Regions from separate parts of the Homo sapiens genome. Here regions 1 and 3 are each linked to region 2. The links are chromatin loops, found by intact Hi-C in ENCODE. Cell type or tissue: GM12878. All regions are shown on one strand. Links, peaks and the distances in the headings refer to the core of each region. The heading gives the core; the rest is flanking DNA. Region 1 has its middle 48 kb from the start of SERPINB8. Region 2 overlaps LINC00305 (long intergenic non-protein coding RNA 305). Region 3 overlaps LINC01924 (long intergenic non-protein coding RNA 1924).

Region 1 (6,228 bases), core at 1,014-5,013, 83 kb before region 2:
ACACATTATCTTTGGATTCTACGGGACATCATTTTCAGATTATCTTTTTTCTGAGTATTTTGCATGCTGCTTCTTTTCCTTTGATCGAAGATTGTTCATCTCTTCAGGCTCCATGCCGTTTTTAAAAATTCCTACTTATTCTTGAAAAAATGTGAGACCTGTATATCTGGAAGGCAAATTGAGCTACCCAGATTCAAATCCTTTAGCCAGTTTCTGAAAGGCTAGCAATCTGAATATCTCGCCTCTTGAGTCAGCCTCAGGCCCTCTCCTATTAAGCACATTTTTTTAAAATAATAAATTTTACCTTTTGGGCCTTTTTATCTTTTCTCCTATCTATAATGTTTAATTCTGTAGGCTCCAGGTTTTAGGATGCACCATGCCTTCGCCAGCCCTCCATTCTTTTTGCCCATTATTCTTCCAGAACATACCATATTCTAGAAGCATAATGGGCAAAAAGTTTTTGTCCCTGTGGCTGTTGTCATGTGTCAGACAGACCTAACTTCAGAGAGCATCGGCCTGCCCAGTTGTGGGGGTGGACAAATACCAGGGTCCAGCATTTGGTGAACTTCAACTTCAGCCCTGACCAGGGCTGTCTCAGTAACCGGGCAAGGGTGGATTTGTAGATAGACTTCAGGAACTGGCTCCACGGAGGTAGGGAAGGCAGTTGCTAACAATTCCGAAGTCACTAACTAGTTATATGACCTTGAGCAAGTTACTTAAAATCCTTTGGGCTCAAATTCTCCTTTGAAACATAAAAGGGTTTGCCTAGATGATCCCTAAGTGGCTTCCAGCTTGACGTTCCTAACAAATCCGCAGCACAACACTATTTTGGGCCATATGCTTTCCTTTCTGCATTGAGATTTTTCATTACTTTGTAAGCTTTTCTTATTTCAAAGATGACTTTCGTTGTTAGAAATCTAACTTCACTCTGGTGTGCTTGTTATGTCGATACCTTTTTCATTTCAGTTAAGGGCTTTGATGATAGTTTCCAGTGAGAGCATGGCAAAATAAAATCATGTTTTCTGTTCTAACATTTGTTTCATCTTCATCTTTTGTCAGTGGAAATACCGCTATTTGTCATTTCAACATTTTCCAGCGACACTTCTTTCCTCATTTGGGGCCTTTGAAGTTTCTCTCATTAGAATGAAGCCCTTTGCTAACAGTTCTCCAGGGCTGCTGCTTGTGTCAGAGAAAGGGGTTTAGGCGAGCCTACTTAAGTGTTAAGCAATGTCTCTAGGCAATCTCCTTCTCCTCCTAATAAAAAGAGTGACATTCAATTAGAGAACCAAGGCTTGGAGGAAACGCCTGCCACAGGGCTCAGTGGCTCAAGTTGCTTTGCTGCTACTGTATGTTAGAAAGCTTATTTATACTAGACAGACCCTAGACACTTTTCCCCCCTGGAAAGTGTCCATGACCTGACAATTCCTTCCCAGAAAGAGGGCTGGGAGTCTGGGCCTGAGGGCTGAGGGGAGAGCTGACCCAGTATCCCTTTCTGAGAAGCACACTGGTGACTGAAGTGCTCAGTCAAGTCCTTCATCTGGGAAAGGCTTTGCTTATCCAATGGTTCACATGGTTTTCAGCAGGTGCAGAAAGAAAGCTTTCTAGCTATCTCTACTGAGACCGTTTTTCCCAAATCCCAAATTAGGGCACAACACAAGTGTGTTTTGGGAGACAACAGGTTTAAAATTATGTTTATTCCATAAAACCCAGGACCTACCTATGATATAATTCTTCAATGCAGGGTAGATTGCAGTAAGGTTTTTCATTTTTGTTTTTTGTTTGTTTTTTATTTGTTTATTTTTGTTTTTGTTTAGGTAGAGAGAAAAATCAACATGGGAGGAAGAGATAAACTTTTTTATTCTAAGGGAAGTCAGTGATTAAAAAGCGGTTTATGGGAAAGTCACAAAGATTCAATATTTGAATAGGGAGACAGTTTAGGAATATGCTAAATGCCTCCCTTATTTTATGGAATCGAAACTCAGAGAGTTTATATGGCTTGCTCAACACTAAGCACAGGTCCTTAAACATGACAGCAGTTAATATTTTCAGATTTCATCCAGGAGCATACATCTTGTTGGTGGAAGTCCTGAATTATGGGTATGGAAGACAAATGGGAACTGTGAGACCACTGTTGAAGAGCTGCTGAAGTTTCAAATCCCTCATTTTCCATGATATGTTCTAAACCTTGCTCTAAGCCCTAAGATTTGCATTATTAGAAGTAGTAACAGAGAATTGTTTTTGCACTTCCTTCTAGATTTGTAGATCTTCTTCTGCCAAGGTATGAAAAGAGAAATAGCAGCATCATCCTTGATTTCCACCTCTCTGGTGTTCCCATAGCCAATAAAAAACCTGTCTGTTCACAGCTCCACACACATTTTCCCTCTTCCCAAGGCCTAACTAGCTCTACTGCTTTAGTCTGAAGACTAGACTGTCCCTTCCTGAACCTATTCTTTAAATTGATATTAGGCTCATCATTTTACAAAGTAAATACAGTTATATCACACTCCATTTTTCGGTGACGTGAGGACATTTGAGCAGAAGCTTCCTGTTCCCCTGCTCTTCTCTTGACTTGGTTACAAATAGACCTCCAGGAATAGAGTCAGGATTAGGCCAAGGATGATTTCTTTCTATATGAATTCTAGTGTAATTTTAAAACTGCTTTAAAAATACTCAGGTACAAAAATACTGATTCTAAAACAAGCGTTTCCTATGAGGGTAGGAATCAGGTATAAATTTTATTGTATTCCATCAAGGAAGAGAGACAAACTTTGTGTATAGAGATCCATAGGTCAATCTGATTGACTTGATGATGATGATGAAGTTAACAAAAAGAAGCACAATTTTTCAGTATGTTCTACAATGCTAGGCACTGTATTAATACTTCCTGTACATGAACTAGTTGAATCTTCACAAAGCCCCAATGTGTTAATATCACCCTCCATTTTATATATGGAAAAAAACTTATTACTGAGAGATTTGAGATAATGGACCCCAAATCAAACACCTAATAAGGAGCAAAGAAAGATTTGAACTCACTGGATTGAACTTCCCTATGGAAACCCTGATCATTAGAGATAGCAGCAGCCTCTGCAGAGTGCTGAATCACATTGCACACCATCAGCCTCCTACCTTCTTTCCAAAAAGGATAAGTAAAATGACTTTTGCTCATTTATCTACTAATCATGACTGTGCATATGGAATTTTTTTGACTCTTATTTTGGCTGGAGACAAAAATTTTATTAGAGAAATACTAGTTATAATAATAATTTTAAAACTCCACCCTATTTAGAGCTACATTACAAACCATGCTGGTCACAATCACAATTGTCCCAGGTTAGAATTTCTTTCAGAAGTTCAAAAACAGACTAAAAACATTTCCAATATGATACCACTTGGTGTCGCCATTAGCCTGTATGAATTGAATGAGTGAGCTTTCCTTCTCATATATTCTAGACAAATGACAACTTTTTTATTTTAAAGAAGTACTTTCAGGTTAACTTGGAATGGATCTATCAGAATTCAGCTAACATTCTTGGTTTTTAATTTTATTTTTTCACAATGTAACAATGATCAACTTTAGGTTTATTTCAGAAGACACATTCCTGAACAAACAAATCTTCTGTAATTAAAAATAAAAAGCCTCAGTTATTGCATGCAAGTCTCTTGGTGCTTTGAATGGAAACAAAAGAACCAGAAGGAAACCCTTAAAAGTGTTTTCAAGAGCAAATCAATGCAAAGTGAATTGGAATGCTTAGAATTGATTTTTTACAACTAGTAATTTGATTAATATTACTCATCTAGTTTTATTCTGCAGAAGATTTTGTAAACATGTAGATCTATTAAAGTGGGTAGAAAAAATATTTATTGAATAATTATGAGCTAAAGACATTGTGTTTAGTGATTTACACATATAAAGTCTCATCATCATTATGACCATTTTAATTCTTTACTTTTGTTTACTGTTTTGCAGATAAATTTTAACGACTCTTATGAGGCAGAGGGCAAATATTAAAAATACTCAGAGAAACCATTGGAAACAAAGGGAATACAGGGAAAACATCTATGAATTACACTTCCTATTTTTCTGGTTTTATGAAAGCGTTCCAACGTTTATTAGACACACCTTGATATTGAAGTGCATATTTTCCTGGTTCTTGCTAAGATCATCAGAATACTTCAGGGCTTTAAGAAAAATATTAAAAACAAACAAAGTCAAAGAGAAAATGAATGTCTCTCATTTTTTTTTAGTTCTAAGGATTCTAACCTCCATTTATGATCAAACACCAGCTGGGTGAAGATCAAGGGCGGCCCAGATGCATGAGTGCCAACTACATCATGACTGTCACAATCTTTGTGCTGGTACAGATTTCATCTTCAGGTCTGGAGCTGTATAGAAAACTGCCTACTGGAAATTGTCCTTCAGATGTCTGCAGGCATTTCACACTTAACTTTCTTTCAAAATAAAGACATTTTCCATTCCTGCATCTGCTGCACCCCATACAGCCTTCATCTGATTTACCTCCTGTGATTCCAGTCTGTCTGAACAGCACCATCATCCAGTCAGTTCTCCAAGCCAGAAGCCCAGCAGTCATCTTAGACTTCTCCTTACTCTTGCCTCCTGCATCCAGTCACTTCTGTCTTCCTTGCCTACTTGTACTGTGTGTACTGATACATCTCATAATCTGTCTTCATCTCTCTGTACCTAGGGCCAGTGCTCTAATTCAAGTCCTCATCATTTCTCTCCTGGAAAAAGGCTGTTACTTCTTCATTCTTGCTCCCACTTCTCCTCGACTCCATCCTCCAGATTATTGCCAGAACCAATCACAGAAATCTAATTGAACAATACATCTGTTCACAACTTTCCAGTAGCTAACCAGTAGCTATAGGATAAACCACTCTCTTTCACGTTATATAAGAAAAGCCTTCAGTATCTACCCCATGTTTAATACTACACTACGCTGTTAAGATTTATGCCACAGCAACACTGATCTACCCAGTAAGTGGTCAGTACATTTTAGTTGAATTAATAAAGATAAGTGACAGTGTGATTTGATGGCCCATGAACTCCCGTATCAACCTCATCAATTGTCACCTCACCATTAAAACTATCTCCTTCCAGTCCTGAAGGTTTTATTGGGTTCAAAATTCCTAAAAAAGTAAGAAAGAAAGAAAGAAAGAAAGAAAGAAAGAAAGAAAGAAAGAAAGAAGAAATAAATAAATAAAGAAAGAAAGAAAGGAAGGAAGGAAGGAAGGAAAAAAGAAAGCAAGAAAGAAAAGGAAAGAAAGAAAGAAAGAAAGAAAGAAAGAAAATGTGAAAAGCTTTGGGAGTATTCAGCTTTCCTAGTAACTATGTACAACAGTTAGCTAACTAAGGATCTTCATTGTGCAGAGATGGATTCTGTGTTTAGAATCTGGGGCATGGCCAGAGGGTGCTGCAGGTATTCCTGACTTGCTTCACAAGGTGGCTTGGGGCCTTTGCTGGGAAGAACTCTGCTTTTGTAATTCTGACAGCTGGATAACCTTGGGTAAGTTACTCTAGTTTCTTTCAAGCAAAGTTAAAATAGCAACATTAACCTACCCCCCACAGGCATGTTAATAAGTACATTCTTCCCCAAAGTGCAATGTACGGATTTTCATTAGTCATAGGGCTACAATAATAGTTAATTGTCCCTAGTTCTTCTTGTTATTTACTGTTCACTCAACCAAAATATGTTACTGAAGGGACTGAGGGGAGAAAGTTGCAAAATATGCTGCTGTTCCAAATAAGTTGCCAAGATAATAAAAAACAATGTAATCAGACTGTGAGAAGACCTTCTGATTTCCATCCCAACTAATCATTAGAGATTCTATTGCAAACTAATTTTCTTATCTCTTATCTCTAAGTCAGCTCCTCTGCCAAGGACTTAAGGACTCAATTTATCATCTCCCTTAACAGGTGCCTTAGCTGCCAATGTGCCTGGGCCCTGGACCTGCCCAAATGATTTAAAGCAAAATTGATCGTGACTCACAATATTTATACTTTCGATCTTAAATACAAATGCCTAAATACTGAAGTAATAGACAATGCAACACTGATACTACATACTATATATACAACTTTCGTTCTCCCGATTTCTTCTTTTATATGACGTATAGTGTTCTTATAATCAACCAAATGTGTGATACCACAAAAGATCCTCTCTTTCCCCCTCATTATACCAGGATATGAGAAGAAAAAGGCAGGACAAA
Region 2 (4,000 bases), core at 1-4,000:
TAGTGGCTTTACATCTTGAAACAGAAGTAGAAAATTTGAAGTGAGTTCATGTACTCATAAGTAACATTCTAATTTGGGAAACAAATTATGAGAAACTCTATAAATAGGGTTAATTTTTTTCTTAGGTTTGTAACTTTAAAGAAAGAATTTGAAATGGTTACTCACCATGTATAATGCACAGTCTATGAAGGTTGATCATATCCAGGGGTGGAACCAGATAATTTCCATCCTGCAAGTGAAAAAAGAAAATAAATTGTTGTTTTCAGTGAATGCTGCAAAACACAATGAAAGTGAGTAACCCTGGGAGTGTAAAAGTCCCCCATTCTTCTGTGTGAATCAGTGCTCATCTAAAGCCTGGACCTGAACAGCCTTAGACGTGTCCTCTATTTGCACCCAGCCTGGTTTAGATGACCCCAAGCCTCTTTCTGAAGTTATGTGTGCGGTTGGCTTAAATTTGACAAAAATATTGGGTAGGGTCAAGGCACTAAGCCAAGTGACAAGGAGCATTGAAGTTTCATACAATGTAAGGAAGGAGAAAGACCTGAGGGAGAAGGAACCTCAGTCATCCCATGAATAGAAGGAAAGTGGGGTGTTTGAGCAGAGAGGATATAGAGGGATATTATTCAAATCAGTAAGAGGAGAAGATATCCTGTCTCTATTCCTGTTGACCTTCTCCTTCTTATCACCAATCATTCATTTACTTTTACTGTCTGAAGAGGTGCAAATATTGTAATTTAAAAAGCAGATATTCCTTATAATAATATATTAAATGCTATATACCTGGAAACATTGTTTTAATGTTTTGTCTGTGTATTCTATGGTCCCTAAATATGGTCACATTTCATACATGTGTACTCTCTAAATTTGTGATTTTAAACATTTATTTAAAAGCCCTATTTATTAATCACTGATCTTGTGAGGTGGTGATGGGTGAAAAGATGAATGAGGCACAATCGTAGAAACTCATAGCCTCATAGGGGAATCAGAGAGGTCAGCAGATGTTTAAAACCTGCTGAGAACTAAGTACAGGTTTCAGTGGTTAAGATGCAAGGTGCTGCTGAGGCAGGGTTGGACCCAGAGATGGAAGAGGCACCGACAGTGATATAGTTGGTCTTAAGCTTTGAAATGATCTCACTCCTGAAAATAAAAATCTTTTTTGCTAGCTGGTCACCTGAATTCATTTAGTTTACCTTGTCTTTTTCCTGTAGTAGGATTTCACAGAGGATTTAACGTGTAATGGTAAGAACTCGGAACTGAGTGCAAACAGTTGGTTTTGACCATCAGGGAGAATAAAATCCAGCCCCTTGGTTTTATTAGGTACTGGGATCCTCGTTTCTCATTGCAGATGGTGGATTTTGTAATGTTTACATCCTTCAAGTTGTGAGTTGCCCTTTCCTGAATACTTGATATGTTCTACATGGCAAAGTCTGCCAGTCAAACGGCACAAAAAATGGTGTGTTCTCAGGTTCCTTGTTAACATACATACAGCTTTTCGGAACACAAATAAGTTCAAAGTTGTGCAAAGCTGTAAGGTGTTCCGTGTTGCCCTGGGCATTAATATAAAGTGAAAGCTAGTTACAGTTTGCAACTGAATTAGTAGCAGTCTCTATTTATAATGCAACCCTACTTCGACATAGCACATATATTTTTAAAGAAAGACTTAATATCCAATTATTTTTACAAGAAAGCTGGCTGGCTAACTCCAAGAAGTTTAAGTTTTCCATTAAATATTGTTTTTTTTTTCTTCAGGGGAGATGGTTGTTATGACAGGATTCTTTTGCCTTATAAAAAGCCTCGTGTAACAGATAAAGTAATTAGCTGTAGACCAAAGTAGTTTGCTCTGTGTGATTCTTTAACACCCCCTCAAAGCTACTCAAGCATCATATTTCATTTAATTAAATACACAAAAAGTCAATTGGAGCTCTCCGCTACATGAAACTTCTTGAAAGTATGAAGAAAGAACGTCACAGGAGGGCTTGTGTGTTCACCACAACCTCAGGACTGTCCCGGTGCTGGGCCTTTCTTTTCCTCAAGGGGCTTCCCAGTACAACTCGAAGCAGTCAGGGCCAGGATTGTGAAATCAGTCCATCTTCTTCACTGGTTATTTGTGGAAGCCCAATTTACCCTACTTTTACCCACATCCCTAGGCAAGTGAGTGCAAATAACTGAAATGACTCATAAAGTCTTTGAATGAATTGATTTTCTCTTTTTACTTGAAATCAAAAATAAATGTTCTCTTTTTTTCTCTGGCAAATTGCCTCCTATGCAGTTATAGCTGTGTATTTCTCCTGGGATTTACAGCATTTGAAAATCAGCACTTGAGAGACTCGTGCACCTGTGTGTCCATATATGGCTTCCTGTTTTGTCACATGAGGCAGTTGCCTGCTATGTTCAGATTCAGGGCTTTTTGAGAGGGAGAGCCATGAATGAATGTCCCATGGAAGGCTGCTGGTGAAGAGTGTCATGACTCTTCTGTTTGCAATAGAGTGTGTTTGTATCCTCATTTATTTTATGGAGAAAACAGGGTGCTTGCTTTCCAGAGACCTTTCTAGGATTCCTCTGTGAAAACCTCCTGTGAAAATTCCAAATGGTTTGAAAGACCCTTGGATCCTCAGGAGCACAAAGCTGGACATCTTTGCAAATGATCTGAGCAACCCCGTCTCTACCATTGCTAAGTGCTGTTTATCTCCATTAGAATTTGAGTCTCATGGTGGGTTTGTATTTGATAACCCCTTTTTATGATCACCTCAGTTCAGGACAGGGGATTGAGAAGCTGTATTTTCAGAATGAAATGAACCTGAGCAATAATCATTAACTCGGCATCGAGGAACAAGAATGTGACACCCACCTTAGGGTAAAGATAACAGTGCTCATATGGGAACAATGCCCTCTGTATTGGTTTCCTTGAGTTGATGTCACAGAGTTCCAGAAGCTGGGTGGCTTAAATCAGCAGAAAATTGAGTTGTTGAGAGGCGCATGCTCTGAGGGCTTTTGGGAAAAAATGTTGCTAGCTTCTGGTGGTTGCTGGCAATTTTTAGCTTTCTTTGGTTTGTAGCCACATCACTCCAATCTCTGCCCCCATTGTCACATGGTATTTTCTCTGTGTCTCTGTCTTCACATTGTCTTCCCTCTATGTATGTGTGTGTGTCCAAGTTTCCTTCTTATAAGACACCAGTCATTGGATTATGTCCCACCCTAATCCACGATGACTTCATTTTAACAGATTACATTTAATAAGACCTTTTTAAAATCAGGTCACATTCTGAGGCTGTGGGTGGAAAGCTTCTTCTGGAAGAAGTTTTTGGGGAACACTGTTTAACTCACTACATTTTTCTATGGCATCTTCATTTCCTTGCAGCAGCCTCACAGAAAAGCAAAACCAAATTTACAGGATCAGTTACTCAAATGGAAATCCATCTTCAGTATGATGTGACTGCATAGCCAGAGTTTTCCACATGGTAGGTTGTAGCCTACAAATGAATATGGCTGCTTGAATGTGGCTGACTCTTTTGGGCTACTACTTAAAATTTTTCCAGTCATATTTTTATAGTGCAAAATAGATTCCCCAGACATTTCCTGAAGTGCTCAGTGTAACTCCACACTAGAACATGTGCCTTCCCAAGTCCTGACAACCAAGTCAATTTCACAAACCGACAACATCATCCTGTGTTCCGATGCCCCCAGTGACCGCTGTTCATATCAGTAATATTTGAAATTTATCCTCACTTGTCCCATAAACATACACAAGCACAAAGCCCTCAGCAGCAACTGGACAAAATGCTTTCATGAGAGAAGCCTAAAGGTCTGTCAGTTATTCTCCCTTTGCTATGCTCATTCAGCATTGCTTCCCATGATCTAGTGAGCTAAGACATATAAACTGATACTCAAGGCCTAAAAAACAATAATAGAACTTAGCATTTTAATCTCCTACCTTTCCCTAGAGTTTCATAGCAACTTTTTGGATTCATTATAAGTAGACATTTAGAATGTCAGCTTCCAG
Region 3 (5,919 bases), core at 1,920-5,919, 100 kb after region 2:
CAGTTTAAAAGCATTTGTATTTCTCCACATCCTCTCCAGCATCTGTTGTTTCCTGGCTTCTTAATGATCATCATTCTAACTGGTGTGAGGTGGTATCTCATTGTAGTTTTGATTTGTATTTCTCTAATGACCAGTGATGATCAGCTTTTTTTCATGTTTGTTGGCTGCATAAATATCTAGTTTTCAGAAGTGTCTATTCATATCCTTCACCCACTTTTTGATGGGTTGTTTGTTTTTTTCTTATAACTTTGTTTAAGTTCCTCTGGAAACCATCATTCTCAGCAAACTGATACAGGAACAGAAAACCAAACACTGCATGTTCTCACTAGTAAGTGGGAATTGATCAATGAGAACACATGGACACAGGGAGGGGAACATCACACAGTGGGGCTTGTTGGGGGGTGGTGGACTAGGGGAGGGATAGCATGTGGAGAAATACCTAATGTAGATGACGGGTTGATGGGTGCAGCAAACCATCATGGCACATGCATACCTATGTAACAAACCTGCACGATTCTGCCCATGTATCCCAAAACTTAAAGTATAATAACAAAAATTCAAAGTGCTGATAGGCTACTGAATAGGCAAACTGAATAGGCAAATGGGTCATGTCACCATTCATATGATGTATAATAATGAAGGCATGCTATAATAATAGCAAACATTCTTAGGTACTTACAGTGTCTCAGACCTTCTTTCTGAATCCTTAATCTGTATTTTTTTTCTTAGCTCATTTAAAACTCAGAAGAACCTCATGAGGTATATACTATTATTGTCCCTATTTTATAGATAAAGAAGATAAAGAAGGTGAGTGACCAAAATTAGCCAAAATCACACAGCTAGCCAGTGGCAGAACCAATACCTGAACCCAGAGTCTTAAGTCTCATCACACTCTGTAGCAACAACGGGAAATGGTTGATTCTGACTAGTAGCATAGGGGAGGAGGGAGGTTTCACAAGTGAGGAGTATTTGATCTATGCTTTGAAGAATGATGACAGTCTTATCCAATGATAAAGGGAGAAAGACTTTTTAAGGTTGTGCAGACCAGTATGAGCAAAAGCACAGATATGTAGAAGTGCCTGATGTATTCAAAGGAGAACTTACAGCTCCATGGTTGTGTGGTTGGAGACAGAAAAAAAGAGGGAAAGGGTTTTTGCAGTTTCAAGTGTTTCTGTCCAGACCAGAAATGATGTGATTTTTTAGTCTATGGATCATTTCAAGTTTAACATATTGGTATTTTTTCTTTCTTTGCATTTCCTTTATAAATACTCATATTTAGCAACATCAATCACATGCAACACATACAGTTTCCCCAAATTTTGCTCTTCTGTCATGTGAAATGATTGAATGCATGGGTATAAACAGATACGGATTGGTAGTATACATGATGAATTTTGCTAAATAAAGTATTATTTTTCTCTAGATGCATATGAGTAAGTTGAAAATACTAGCTTAGAAATGAGCGAACAGGGTAACATACAATGAAATAATTTGCATACTGGGTAAGCCCAGCGTCTTCACTTCATTAGTTTTTAATTAAGCCTCTGTCTGATTAAGTTATCCATCTCTTTTCTACAACCTTTTGCTTATAATTTTTTTCATTTGGTCCTTAGCAGCCTCCAAGAAGGGTGAAAAGCAGTATTGTTTGATTATCCCCTGATATCTTTCTTGTGCCTATCTTCTATTAAGTTTTGCCAAAAATATAATGTAAAAAATATCACAAATGCAATTCCATAAAATAAGTATAGGATGTGTAGAGGACATAGAATGTATAGAAACTGTGATGATAGTGACATGGACCCTTCTAGAGCACCCCAGGTTAAGACACATGCCCCAAGAATGAATGAGAAGCTTTTCTGGGCTTCTGAGCCTGACTCTAATTCTTCTTAAGGACAACCAAAGGAGAGCCTCAGGCTTCTCAACTAAAATGCCAAAAGATGATGGAGACCAGTCTCACAAGCAGAACGCCTGCCCAGGCCCCTGCCCCGGGCCAGGTATTTTGTAGAAGGGGCCTTTCTGGCTCTCTTCTTACTGTGCTCTTCCTGCAGGTCAAGGGGATATGCCTTCTCAGAACCTACTCCATTCTCCTCTGTTAGACACGGTCCAGACCTCCAAATTCTGGACGCAAAGTCTCCAAGCTGGTTTCCATAGCTTGCAGAGGCCTCTCCCCTGCCTGTCATTCAGAGAGCGGGCTGAACTGCTGTTTGCTTATCTTTTGTTCTGAGGAATAGCCAAAGGGTGGCTACTGTGGCAGCTACTAGATGGTGGTGGAAGAAGCTTGCAAGTTACAGTGCATTGTCCACTGGCCCATATACCTGGCCCCTCTTGGTTCAGGCCAGAGTTGACAGCGAGAAGAGAAGATGGAAGTTCTATGGATCCCAGGCTTTTGTTTGCACCCTTGTCCCAGGTGCAAATGTTAGGAATGAGCATGATCAAGACACTGAACCTGAAGAAGCTTAATTTAAGGAAACAATGACTGTGGAGCACCACACCTCACCTCATGTTTCTTCAGAAGTCGAATTTATTCTTTCACTTTTCTTTTACATTTCTTATTTATGGAACAAATATTTATTCAAAACCATTCTGTGAGCTTATGAGATGGCGTGGCAAAAAATATATATAAAAATATGAGATAGAGGAGGAACACTGCGAGGTTGTGGGCTCCTGGTAACCAGGGGAAGATGGGCTTTCAGAAGGACAAAGTGGTCAGCAGAGACATTGTCATGCAGTCTCAGAATATGCAGATTGAAGTGTCCTCAGTGGCTCAGAGGAGGGAAATGATTAGGTCTCTGGCAGGAGAGGTCCCAAGAAATGGCACAGGCAGAAATGAGGTTGGAGTGAATTAAAAAGTGAACAATGGTGAATGAGGGCCTGGAACTGGTGGGTAGAGTTTACTCTTCAGGATTTTTTCAGTGAAGGTTTACAGGAAGATACTGAAGTGGCTGGAATGGGAGTGGGATTAAGGCAGAAAGTTTTTAAAAGGGGGTATGTTTGACTTTGTTCAAAAGAAGCTGAGATCCCAAGGGTTTGGGGCACTGTAAAGTACACTGCATTGCTTATAACACTTGCATTTGTATGAGACTTGAGTCTTGTACAACAGGTTTTATTTCGATAATAAAATGTCTGCCTCCAGGTTTAGCAATAGGGCAATTTCTAGACAGCTAATCAATACGACTGTGCCCCTCCACCCTGCTCTCCTAATTATGTAATTATCCACAGAGCTATTCCAAGAACAACTAGGCTGAGCTCTTTTCTCTCCACATTTAGCTGGTAGAGTTCTATTCCCTAAGTAGACTTATTTGTTCCCTAAATTTTAATTTATTAACTGTTTCACCTGAAAGCAATCACCTTTGCAGTCAATTCCCTAAATAAAACATCTGCCTTTTCAATTCAGACAGCTATAAGTGAAGAAATACACCAGGGGAGGAGAATTATGTTCTCTTTTAGAAAGCAGAGATGTTTACAAAGACACGAATTCTGGCACCAGCTGCCTGGTTTGCATCATGAATGAGCTTGCATGGGTGCCATGAGAAAGTGAGGCCCGTTAGCCTGTTTCCTCCTGCTCGTCTGTGAAGAGTCTGCTTCGGCTCCTGTTTCTTAATCTTGCCTCTTGTATTGACCTTTTACAGAGGTTACTTGAGAACTGCAAGCTCTGAGGTCATTAGTTCTCACAGTGCTTTGTTTTTCTGTAGCATCTATTTGCATGCCATTTGTGGTTTCAACATGCTTTAAAATAATTTCTACGTTGAGGCCCTAAGGTGCCTTTCTTTGAGTTTGTTAGGGAGGCTTCAGAGACGGATGATATTCCTGCTAACTTTTCTGCAAACCTTGTTCTAAGTACAGAAGTCTGAGGGCAAAAGGTGGGTGGACACCTTACACTAGGTAATATTTTTATCTCTCCTAAGAAGTGTGCATGAGACAGACACTGAAGAAGATGAAAATGTACTATTAATGTACTGAGGGTGTTTTTCCTGAAAATTTGAGCCCTTCAGAGGTTTGGTTTTTAGCCATTGCTGGCAAACAAAGTGGTGGAGACCCTAAATAATAGAAACAATTCAGAGTTCTCTGGGTCCTGCCTGTTTCCAAACCTCTTCTGCTTACAGGAGCTCAGCCATGAGCACTATAGAGCTGTTTGTAATTATAATTCCTGAAAAAGGCACAAGTGCAGACCAGGTCTTGAGGCTTCCCCGGGCAGACTTCTTTCACTCTGCCACATGCATATCTGTACTTCGCTTGTCAGAGAAGCGAGCAGGAAACAAAATGAGCCCCTGAAAGGTTGTTCTCTTTCTTGTGACGGAAAAAAAAAAAGATTTCTGTGATGACGAGCCACCCAAGCAGCCCACACAGCATTGCGCAAGGCAAAGAAGAATGGAAATTTTTGTGGAGCAGAGGTGTTTCAGGAAGTACTGGGGAGAAGAGAATAGAAAAATTTATCTGTGCTAAGAAAGGTCTAGATGTGGCCCCTTATCCCGTTAAGCAATGATGGTTTGTAAATCAGCCCAGGACTTTGGAGGATAGAATTCCACAAGGTCACAGGATTCTTTTCACGGAATCAAAAACATTGGCTTTGGAGCATAACTCCACTTAACCCATGCAGAGCAAAAACAAAAAAGCTGCAATTTCATATACCAGAGGTTCCATGAAGTATATATTGGATGTGAAACAAAGCAGCTGGTTCTAGGTATAAAAGCAAAAGGAAGCGAAAAACCAGCGGACTGTGTGTTAATTTACTCTGGAACTGATTAACAACAGGTGCAGATGAAAATCATCACTACCTCCTACAATGTGTTTTATGACTGGAAATTACCAAAAGTTTCAAAATTTCCTTATGGTGGATGCTATGCTTGAGTAAAAAAGTTTTTTTAAAACTTTCATAACATTTTAAGTCTATACAAACAGAGTGTTTAAAGAGCTATGTTACAAAAAGAAAGAGAAATGCTGCAGTCAAATAACTTGGAACAAGGGTCTTTACTTCCTTCCATCAAATTCAGAAAACTCAACAGAGATTTGTAACTTGCGATAGACGACAGAACACAGTTCAACTTAATCGTATTTGTTGTCTTTACCTCACGTTGATTAGTCAGGGACTAGGCAAATTGTTTAGTTAGATAAATATTTGATATCTTTCAGCTTTCTCATCAGCACAGAGAAGGCAATTTACAAAGCATTTCCTGAATGAACCGAGTATATTATATCCCAGTTATTCTTTTATAGTTTCTTTTCAATTAAAGATAATTTTCTTCTTAAGAGGAGACCTATGTTTCTGATTTCTGATTTCCTCCCTCAAAGAGGTGGCTTACACTATTCTATTTCCATATTACCAATTCTGCCTACATCACATTCTTTTCAGAGCTCAGGGCTTGCTTCCTCAGGTGACAATTTCAGAATGCAGCACTATCCTTTTCATTATCTTTCACTTCCATTTCTGCATTAAGAAACAGTACATCTCAATATCCACTTAACGTAACTGGATTGCTTGTAACTCAAAGGATAAAGGGTTGAGTGAATGGATAACCCATTCTCCACGATGTGCTCATTTCACATTGTATGCCTATATCAAAACATCTCATGTACCCCATAAATATATATACCTATCATTTACCCACAAAAATTTAAACAAAACAAAACAAATATCCACTTAGAGTATAAGGAATTGGTTTACCTCTCTGAAGGAATTTTTAAAAAATATATATTCTTTTTGAGATGGAGTTTTGCTCTTTTTGCCTAGGCTGAAGTGCAGTGGCACGATTTCAGCTCACTGCAATCTCTGCCTCCCAGGTTCAAGCAATTCTCCTGCCTCAGCCTCCTGAGTAGCTGGGACTACAGGCACCCGCCACCACGTCCGGCTAATTGTTTGTGTTTTTAGTAGAGACAGGGTTTCATCATGTTGGCCAGGATGGTCTCGAACTCCTGACCGCA

What was found. Peaks named below come from ENCODE experiments on the same cell type or tissue, not always from the same donor. Only the 100,000 strongest peaks of a DNase experiment are listed, where the experiment ranks them.
Region 1: a loop joins it to region 2, with 3 times the contacts of the local background. A loop is called at or near these places in 1 of 110 quality-filtered maps.
Region 3: it touches region 2 in a loop (4-fold over the local background); 1 of 110 quality-filtered maps calls a loop at or near these places.

What each region holds. Positions count from the first base shown.
Region 1 is chr18:64,014,662-64,020,889 of GRCh38, forward strand. It overlaps a transcript of SERPINB8 not described here. Among named protein-coding and RNA genes, the nearest start is that of SERPINB8, 48 kb to the left of the region's middle. In GM12878, for the core only: a CTCF peak has its summit at 3,405; no DNase peak of the experiment used is centred there.
Region 2 is chr18:64,098,412-64,102,411 of GRCh38, forward strand. LINC00305 (long intergenic non-protein coding RNA 305) reads right to left here. Exons shown (of 7, transcript NR_190189.1): 5 at 166-229. Among named protein-coding and RNA genes, the nearest start is that of LINC01924, 3.7 kb to the right of the region's middle. In GM12878, for the core only: no CTCF peak of the experiment used is centred there; a DNase peak (open chromatin) is centred at 2,050.
Region 3 is chr18:64,198,791-64,204,709 of GRCh38, forward strand. All of the region lies in intron 2 of LINC01924 (long intergenic non-protein coding RNA 1924), which reads left to right. Among named protein-coding and RNA genes, the nearest start is that of LINC00305, 53 kb to the left of the region's middle. In GM12878, for the core only: no CTCF peak of the experiment used is centred there; DNase peaks (open chromatin) are centred at 3,637 and 4,761.